2 separate regions of the Homo sapiens genome follow, and region 1 is linked to region 2. A link is an interaction called in ENCODE POLR2A ChIA-PET data of the cell type or tissue named here. Cell type or tissue: GM12878. All regions are shown on one strand.

Region 1 (5,000 bases), 690 kb after region 2:
AGCAGACAAGAGAACTCTTAACCTTATAAAGCATACCTAGAAGTTTCCCTACAATTAATTTCCAAACTCCTTACCAAGGCCAACAAGGTCCCACATAATCTGGGCCCTGCTCACCTTTCCTATACCTTCTCGGACTCTCCTCAGCATCCTTGTAGACCAGTCTGGCCTTCTTGCAGTTCCTCAAATGTGCAAAGTTCTTTTCCACCCCAGGGCTTTGCAAAAGTTGTTCTCTTCCTAGAAAACTCATCCCCCAGATCTTTATATATAGCTATGATGATGGCTTGTGGTAAGTGGGTCTGCAAGAATGAACCAAAGAAACTGCTAAGAAGTCCATTACAACAGACCAGGCAAGAGCTGAAGATCAACTACAGTAGTGGTAGTACAGATAGAAAGGTGAGAGGGACAGCAGCCCAGACTAACTCCAAGTGCTTGGCCTGGATAATTAGCTGGAAGAGTGCCATTCCCCCCAAAATACAATGTATAAGAAAACACTAGCAGGTATAAAGTGGCTCACAAACATTGGACACTGTTACTATGAAATGAGATATATTTATTGAGCATCTACTATGAACAAGGCATTGTTAATAATAAAAATTATTTAGTACAAGACAACATTTTACCCTAAAGAAAGGCAAAAATGGGCTGGGCATGGTGGCTCATGCCTGTAATCTCAGCACTTTGGGAGGCTAAGGTGCAAGGATCACTTGAGCCCAGGAATTCAAGGCTGCAGTGAGCTATGATCACACTACTGCACTCCAGCCTGGGCAAGAAAGAAAGATCCTAACTCAAAAAATAATTTTTTTTAAAGGAAAGCAAGACAGATTTGGCAATGGAAAGAATTAGTTCAAAACTTGCTGACTAGAAATGGAAGCTTCTACATTTGAAGACTTCTGCAGTTCAAGGGTAACACATGGGATCATTTTCTATCCAGTTTCACTTAAATCAAATTATTCTGATTCTCTAACCTATGAGGATTGAGCATTTATCTCTCATATATATCAATCATTCAACTTTAAATGAGAAAACTCATGAATGGCCAGAGACCAGTTACCAACTATTCTCTATTCCCTGTTGAAACCCTGGGCAGGAAAGTCCCTTTTCTAACAATCAAGAAATGTTCAGGCTAGGCACGATGGCTCATGTCTACAATGCCAGCACTTTGAGAAGCTGAGGTGGGCAGATATGGCTTGAGCCCAGGAGTTCAAGACCAGCTTGGGCAACACAGCAAGATACCATCTCTACAAAAAAGTAAGAAGCACAACTGTAGTCCCAGCTACTAAGGAGGCTGAAATGGAGGACGGCTTGAGCCTAGGAGTTGGAGGCTACAGTAAGCCATGATCACACTATTGCACTTCAACCTGGGTGACAGAGCAAGCCCATTTCAAAAAAATAAGAAATGTTCAGACAAAACTCAGTGTGTACTGGCCATCTGTCCTGATCCAAGCTCACATCTGTCTATAACTAAACTCCTCTATTCCAGCAGCAGGGCTCCTGGCTGCCCCTCATATAGCTGCTTCATTCCTCCTCCTTAATTCCCTCCCATACAGCTCTGGCCTGGAACAATCTCCTCTCTCCTGATCTACAGCTGATTAAAGACCTGACTAAATCCCCTGTCCTCCTTAAAGCACTGCCTATTTAGCACTCCTATACCACACTGATCCTCCCCTAGCTCTCCAATCTTTCTGTGTTTATAGCTGTGTGGCACCCTATCACCTCATGATCTCACTTGGTCTTCACAAAAGCATGTGATTGGGCAAGACAAACAGTATTCCCACATTACAGATAAAATACAGCACAGAGTCTCACAGACAACCTGAGGACATGCACTTGCTTTAATTCTCTAGTTCAAAATATAGTTTTAAGTACATACACATTTTGTCTCTCCAACTCAGATAGCAAGCATTATCTTCTATTTATTTTGTATACCCCCAAGTACAAGGGAAAGTGCTGTGTATACAGCAGGCACCTATGACGTATTAACTTAATAAATCATGAAAGAAAAGAAAATGGAATGAACATTTAGAATAGACCCAAGACTTCCCAACCTAAAGCCTTCTTTGTTACACTCTCTCTTAACAACCTGTTCTTTGCCTTCCAAGAATATATCATAATTAAATATTTATTTAATATCTGTATTTTCCTCTAAACTCTATGAGGGCAAAGGAATTCTTAGATTTTTCACCACTATATACCTAGTGATATCAAGAGCACGTAGTAAATTTAAAACAAAAAACAAGAAAACAAAACTTCTCGAATAGCAGATGTCCTAGTAGGATAGCTAAGATCCAAACCCAAATCTGGCTGACTCTAAAGCCCAAATCTTTCCACCACACCTCTTAGCAAAGGAGAACTTGTTCGGTAAACTTTCCCCTATATTCTGCCACAATCCACTCAATCCACTCCAAAGCAGTAGTAAGAGCAAAGGAGAGTCAACCCCGCAAAAAGGAAACTATAGTTAAGAAAGTGGAGCTGGGCGCAGTGCCAGCACTTTGGGAGGCCAAGGCAGGAGTGCGAGACCAGCCTGGGTAACATGGTGAAACCTTGTCTCTACAAAAAATACAAGAATTAGCCAGGCGTGGTGGTGCACCTGTGGTCCCAGCTACCTGGGAGGGTGAGGTGGGAGGATCACTTGAGCCCAGGAGGCTGAGGCTACAGTGAGCCAAGATTGCGCCACTGCACTCCAGCCTGTGTGACAGTAAGACCCTGTCTGAAAAGCAACAACAAAAAAAACTGGGCTTTGGCATCAGGCTGCTTGGACTCAAATCCCAACTTTGCCACCTACTAGTGTGTGATCCTAGGTGAGCTATTTAACCTACCTGGACCTCAGTTTCCTCTTCTATAAAATGGAGATAACAAGTACTTCACAGAGTTGTGATGATTAAATGAGATAATGTGTGTAAAGTGTTTTGCATGGTGCCTGGTATACCATTATCACACAATAAATGTTAGCTATTAAAATTATTAGCTATCCTTATTCCTAGAAGGCAAGAACCTAGAGAAAATGATTGTCACGGTGGTCACAGCTGCTGAACCGACTTGACTTTGAGAAGCTGAGATGCAGCACAGCCTAGAGCTCAGGTTTATTCTCTTTGTGGACTTCTAGGGCTATGGCTGTGCCAAGGCTGGAGATGCAGCTTTCACTGGCCTGGAAATGACAGAGACTAAAAATACATAGCCTGCCTGTATCTGGGGGACCAGGATCATGCCTACATTAAATAATTTAAAATACAGCTTCAGCGCAAAAGAGCATCTCTTAGGATTCTTTTTACTGTGGAAACAGTGCCAAGCTCAGCACAGGGCACAGGGCAGTGGCCAGTTGCTGACCCCACTGGTGCCCTTTCTCTCTCTCGCACTTTTCTTTTGGCTTAGTGCGAAAAGTAAGAGAGGAGCCTTTTTTTTCCCCCCATTAAAAGTTGGGTCTGGCCAGGTGCGGTGGCTCACGCCTATAATCCCAGCACTTTGGTAGGCCAAGACGGGTGGATCATTTGAGGTCAGTAGTTTGAGACCAGCCTGGCCAACATGGTGAAACCCCCATCTCTACTAAAAATACAAAAATTAGCTGGGCGTGGTCTTGCACGTCTGTAGTCCTAGCTACTCGGAAGGCTGAGGCAGGAGAATTGTTTGAACCCGGGAGGTGGAGGTTGCAGTGAACCAAGATCACGCCACTGCACTCCAGCCTGGCTGACGTAGCAAGACTCCATCTCAAAAAAAAAAAAAAAAAAAAAAAAAAAGTTGGGTCTGGCTGGGCACAGTGGTTCATGCCTGTAATCTCAACACTTTCAGAGGCCAAGGCAGGCAGATTGCTTGAGCCCATGAGTTCAAGAACAGCCTGGGCAACATAGCAAGACCCTGTCTATTCAAAAAATACAAAAATTAGCCAGGCATGGTGGTGCACGCCTGTAGTCCCAGCTACTTGGGAGGACTGATTGAGCCTGAGAAGTTGAGACTGTGATCACACTACTGCACTCTGAGCTAGGCAAAAGAGACCTTGTCTCCAAAAAAAAAAACTTCAGTCTACCCCCTCCCTACCCAATTTTTATTCCTCCTTTTCTCTTAAAGGAGGAATACACAAGTAGATAATGTAAAAGAAAAAAATTCAACCAACTCAAAGCTTATAGAATAAAAAATCAGTCACTATTCAGCCCTCAACCCCACTCAATCCCCTCCACAGTTCACCACAGTTAATAGGTTGGTGTTTATTTTTCTAGGCCTTTTTTCTATGTATTTATATACAACCATATATGGTTTTTATAAAGCATTATATATACAGTCTTCTAATTGCCTTTTTAGATTATATTTACACGTACATATATATCTTGGAGATTCCCATTTGCCACAGCCATTTATTGAGTGCCTACCCTGTGCCAGGTATTTGGCTGTACAGTGATAAGCAAACATAATGTCCCCACCCTCACTGAATCAACAATCTGGGAGATGCATAATAAACAAGTAATCAAATAATTGTACAAGGGAAAAAGAATGAATAGGATGCTAACTAAGAAAAAGAATAGTAAGTGGGGAAGATCTGAGAGGTGGCATTTTTAAAAATTGAGACCTAAAGTATAAACTAGAAAGAGTCGTTTTAACATCCAGGCAAAGGGTATCCCAGGAGAGGAAACAGCTTATGCAAAGATCCTGAGATAGAAAGGAGCTTGTCCTGAACGAAAGAGGGCTAATGTGGAACTTCGTAAACAGGAGGGCAATAAGGTTAAAAAGGTCAGCAGGTGTCAAATGATGCAATCTTAAGGGTCCATTGTCAGGAGTTTGCATTTTTCCTTTTAGTATAATACAAAGGGAAGCCATTAAAGGTTTTTAGGCCAGGGAATGATGCTATTTAATTTATATTTTAAATTTGGGTGCTTTGTGGAGAATGGGTGGGAAGATGGAGATAGGGATAAGAGAGGAAAATGGAAAGCCAGATGGTTGGCTGCAATACAAGCAAGAGCTGATCTTGACTTAGACCAGGGCGGTGGCAGTAGAGAAAAGGGACAGGCAGATTA
Region 2 (5,000 bases):
GCTCGGTCTCCTTGGCCTCCCGCTCCTGCGACGCCGCTTTCCTTTTCTCTTGCTCCCGAGCTCGGACCTCGGCCAGGGGCCCCGCCCGCCAGTTGGTCGCCTCCTGCAGCACCCTGGAGGCCCAGGGCCGGCGGGGCGGCGGCTGTGGGGATCCCGGGCGCGGCCCACACCTGGGACAATGAGCAGGAACCCAGGTGAGCAGTTTGTGGGGGAAGGGAGCCGAGGTCCGGGGAGCTGGGAGCACTGGAGACCACTTGGGGCAGCCATGTGAAGGGGTGTGTGTGAGTGTGTGCGCGTGTGCACGTGCGTATATGTTAGGACTGAAGTCGAAGCGGGACTCCTCGCCATCTCTCCATGCACACTTTAACAGCGTCTGCCCCATCTCACCTCCTGCCCTTTCTCACACCCACTTCTGTTCCCCCAAACAACGGGATGAGTCAGGCCCCAGCCCTCGGGAGCGGGCAGAGGTGGAAGGCGTGGGAAAGAGAAGGGGGACCAGCAGTGCTCGCTGGTGCCTGCGGGGAGGTCCGGACCCCACTCCCCGCCCCACCACTCTCTTCCCCTCACCCCTGCTTCACTCACGTGCGGTTCTGGAACCCGCGAGCCCAGTGGCTGGCCTGGAAGTCCATGGGCTGTCGAGAAGGGGCGCGGCGACTATAATGACAGGAAATAGTCTTCACTTCTATCACCAATAGCTTGGACTTCTGCACCCAGAGGCAGCTGCCAGACTCCTCATCCTGGAGCTCCCGGGGGCTGTCAGGCCCCTCGGAGAACAGTGGGCCATCCAGCATCCTGCCCCACCCCACCCCGGCCCCCCACCCTCCCACCCGCCCCAGGAGCCCCCTCCCAGCCCAGGGAGCCGGCGCCCACTGCAGAGCCGCGGGCCCGGGGACTGGGAACTATATATACCCGGGCACACGTGTGTGTGCCTGTCTCTGTGTGTGCGCGCGCATGTGACACCGCGCGGACTGCTCCGCGCTGCTACCTCCCCCATGTGCACGGCCGCCCCCTGGGGCCCGGGATTGGACGCCCCTTCCCACTGCTGTTGTCCCCCAAGCCTGATGGGATCGCACGAGTGGGCGGGGGAGGGACTTATGATTCTTGCCAAGCTGACAGTGCCCCCTCCCCCGCCCCTATTTCTTCAACCTTCCTGCCGTTTTAACCCTTTACTCTCCTGCTTGTCAGGTTGCCTGACCACCAGGGTTCTGCCCCTGGCTTCCTGCCTCAGATTTCAGTTTCCCCAACATAGAGTGATGAGATTGGAACTCAAGGTCTCTGCCTGCCACTCTGCTGGTTTCCATGGGGCTGGGGTGCAGGAGGGGCTGGCCCACGGCTGGGGGGCTATTTTTAGCGGCAGTGGCTGTTCGGGTGCAGAGATGAGATGAGTAACCAGCTCCCATGCGGTGGAGAGAGGAGGCGGTGGCTTTTACCAAGCTTTTGTGCGACTCTGAGGGAGAGCTGCCTTCCCTAAGCTCAAAAAGGGTGACCCCTACACCCGTATCTCCTTGTCAGCTCAGTGCTGCAGCCTAGGACTGCTGGTACAGCAGGACACAGGCGTCTGCCTTGGCCACCCAAGCTGCCCTACCAGTTCCATTCTACATGTTTGTCCTTGGGCAGCCAGGGAGCCCTCCCACAGCAGCAGGCTTTCACCTCCAATCCAGAAGCCAGGATTTGGGGGTTATATTGTTCTGTGCCCACACAGCCTGCCCAGCTTTATGGAGGACAGAGTAAGTGCTTATGCACTCTCACCCTTCCAGAGGGGGATGGAGGAGAAATGATGTGTTTGCTTGGCAAAACTAATCCCCTAGCAACTGAAATGATAAAAGTGGCCTTTATTTTTTTCAATGTAGAACTCCCCCTCACCACCACCACAATGCCTAGTTCACTCAGTCCCCACCTTAAGTGGTGCTCCAGATGCTCACCTTTTGGGCTGCCTCTGTCCTGGGGGGCTGTTGCTTATATCCACATGATCCCTCCTCCTAAGCTTATACCAGGTGTCCCCTGATTCACCATGGTAATGTTAGTGGCAGCACAGCCCACGCCAACCCTTCCATGCAGAGACTTAGCAACCATGCCTGGCAACCATGGCAGCAGCTTCAGTGGAGGGGAGCAGTGCAGAGAGAGGGGAGAGTGTGTGGGGCATGGTTCCTCGGGAAGAAGGGATAATTTGCCTCTCTGGAGAGGAATAGGTAAGAATAGAAGCTTGTGAGTCTCCCAAATTTCATCCCTTGTCTCTCCCTCAGCTTCATCCTCACACTGAGACGGATAGGTTGGGTTTTAGAGGGAAATGGGAGAAGCAAGAGTTCCCAATTAGTTTTCCACTAATGTACATGGAGCCCTTTGGGTCCAGACCCTTCCTTTTAAGGGGATGGGGAACAACCAGAAAGGTTGTGGGGCAGAGACTGACAGACTGAGAAACAACTCAACAAAACCAGGTCTCTGCTCCCTAACACAAACCTTTAGAGAGAACGCAAACATCCCGTCCCATCCACCCTACCCCCCTTGATTCCACACACCTGCCAGCTGCACTGATGACTTGACTCGAAGATGCTTCCTTCCACCCTAGGTCCCACTAGAGTCCTGAGGCTTTTTAAAGCCCTTGCCTCCTCCCTAGGCAAATCTTCCTTAATGAGGGAATGTGACATAAGGGGCCATCTGTCCTTTCCACCATGTGCTTACCCTCCTGACACATAAACATACTCTAATTCTAATAACTTGGAAGCCTTCCTCCCCCAAGGTTGAGAATGTGCTGTGAGAGCTGTAAAGGGGTGAAGGCAGAAGCAGGGGCTCCTCCACAGCCATGATGCAACACTGAAAGCTGAGCTCTGATGAGGGCCACCTTCTTTTTTTAAAATAAGCTTCCTCAGGTCGAATCTGATGAGGGCCTTGATGCTTTTCCCTGTGTTCCATCAGGAGAACCCAGTATGCCCTGGCTGGAGGGTTATCAGAGGGGTTAGGCACTGTGGGGCAGGGGCAAGGAATGACTCCGAAATTGCTCCTGGCTTGGATGGGAAACTGTATCATACCTGCAAGGCTGGGGTGAGCTGGCACCCAAATTTAGCTCATACTCCAGTCTAGCAGTTCTTCTGATGTTGGGTGCTGACTGCTGTTTGGGTCTACATGCTTTCAATACAGGGAATGGATCTGATGGAGTGACCACTGCCCTGCTGTTCTCCCACCATCCAGCTCATTCTCACCTTGGAAGAGGCAAGGGATTTGTAGGTTTAAAGATAGTGCTGGCCGGGTGCGGTGGCTCATGCCTGTAATCCCAGCACTTTGGGAGGCTGAGGCAGGTAGATCACAAGGTCAGGAGTTCGAGACCAGCCTGGCCAATATGGGTGAAACTCCGTCTTTACTAAAAAATACAAAAATTAGCTGGGCGTGGTGGCGCGCGCCTGTAGTCCCAGCTACTCAGGAGGCTGAGGCAGGAGAATCACTTGAACCCGGGAGACGGAGGTTGCAGTGAGCTGAGATTGCGCCATTGCACTCCAACCTGGGCAACAGAGTGAGATTCCATCTCAAAAAAAAAAAAAAAAAAAAAAAAAAAGATAGTGCCAACTCAGCAAAAGCCAAACAGTCCAACCTTCCCCAACTAAGAAAAGCTGATAATGGTGGCAGGATTCTCTGCCCAAAGGAGACCCTCAAGTCTGTCTACTCGTGTGTGTGTACGTGTGTGTGTGCGTACACACGTTATTATTATTGTTAATGACCAGTTGAAGAAGCCATATAAAGTAGGAAGGTAGTACCCATCAACTGTAAAAATCAAACACTGCAATATCGTGAAGAGATTCCTGTCATTTAATTAGATTTGCCACAAAAAGCAATAACCTTAGCTAACCACGCTGCTCTCCTCCTCCACCTAACCCCCATCTCCCTTCATATGCACAAACACAGGAACCCAAAGCCCCTCCTCCCCACAATCCTCCCCACTCACATTATGGGAAGAAATGTCACTAAATGGACTTGGCCTCCTCCATATAGCACGGAACAGGTGAATAAAAATATCTTTATGAAGAATTTTGTTGTGCTATTATCTTAGGGTTGAATCAGGGCCAAGATGGAGGCAGAGGCAAGTGAGGTCTGGGGATCTCTTAGAGATCAGAATTTGTCTGAGAGGCACAGAGCCTATAGTTCACCCAGAAAGGGGGATATATCTAAGAGGACAGGGGCTAGAACTGGCTAGGCTGAAAGTTTTTTCAAGTGTATGTGTGAGGGTAAGGGTAGCTATAAATCCATTCTCTTTCCTCCCCCATACCTTCCCTAGCTCCCAGATAGAAGGGCAGGGGACCCTGAACAGGGAACAGAGTCACAATTCCCTCAAGTTTCATCTGATTCCCACAGAGCTTCCAGCAGGCAGTGAGTTGGGCATATCCCCTGGTGCTGCATGACCCCTTCCCCCAGCTCAGGGCTTCTTCTCTCCACCTGTGAGCACCAGGGCCTGCAGGATGTCAGACAGTGATACAATTCCCTTGACCACATCATTTTCATCCACCACTACAAGTCGGTGAACCTGGCACAGAGCAACAAGGGAGAAAGGGAATGTTTAGTGCTGGCCTCAGGGGAAGCCCCTCTGCCCCTACTCTCCTTGCCAAACCCCACTCTCAAGGCTGCTCCCCTCAGCTCCTTTAGGGTTGCTGGCCTCCCTACCTCTGCTTCCACTAGCCTGTTGATGATGGTCTCCAGAGTCTCATGCAGGTAGCACTTGAGAACACCCTCAAAGTAATGTGATCGATGTTGCAAGGCTTTAGTCACAGATACATCTAGGTTGTTGTAGGTCTTTTCTGCTGCCAGATTCTGGGGAGACAGAGGAAGGAGCTTGCAGGGAAGCAAGAGAGCCAGCCTCCAAACCCTGAACCCATCCAACCTCAACAGAGGGATTCAGGGCAATTGTCAGCCACAAGCCACACCCAACTCATTCAATTCCTTTTCAAATAGGATTTGAAAGCCTGGAAGCTTCTAAGACCCTTAGATCACAGAAGAGACTCCCTTCTCCCTCTCCA

The links. ChIA-PET counts read pairs that join two places held together with the same protein. Peaks named below come from ENCODE experiments on the same cell type or tissue, not always from the same donor. Only the 100,000 strongest peaks of a DNase experiment are listed, where the experiment ranks them.
Region 1: POLR2A ChIA-PET joins it to region 2 with 5 read pairs; 1 of 35 experiments calls an interaction of 5 or more read pairs at or near these places.

The regions. Positions count from the first base shown.
Region 1 is chr12:49,688,331-49,693,330 of GRCh38, forward strand. All of the region lies in intron 1 of FMNL3 (formin like 3), which reads right to left. Among named protein-coding and RNA genes, the nearest start is that of FMNL3, 17 kb to the right of the region's middle. In GM12878, no CTCF peak of the experiment used is centred here; no DNase peak of the experiment used is centred here; H3K4me3 peaks cover 954 bases; H3K27ac peaks cover 2,528 bases.
Region 2 is chr12:48,998,497-49,003,496 of GRCh38, forward strand. It overlaps DDN (dendrin), which reads right to left and starts at 879. Exons shown (of 2, transcript NM_015086.2): 1 at 583-879; 2 at 1-170. The coding sequence starts at 791. PRKAG1 (protein kinase AMP-activated non-catalytic subunit gamma 1) reads right to left here. Exons shown (of 12, transcript NM_002733.5): 11 at 4,648-4,794; 12 at 3,778-4,510. The coding sequence ends at 4,403. DDN-AS1 (DDN and PRKAG1 antisense RNA 1) reads left to right here. Exons shown (of 2, transcript NR_147179.1): 1 at 1-194. RefSeq lists silencers at 1-160, 810-1,104 and an enhancer at 1,250-1,544. In GM12878, no CTCF peak of the experiment used is centred here; no DNase peak of the experiment used is centred here; H3K4me3 peaks cover 2,027 bases; H3K27ac peaks cover 938 bases.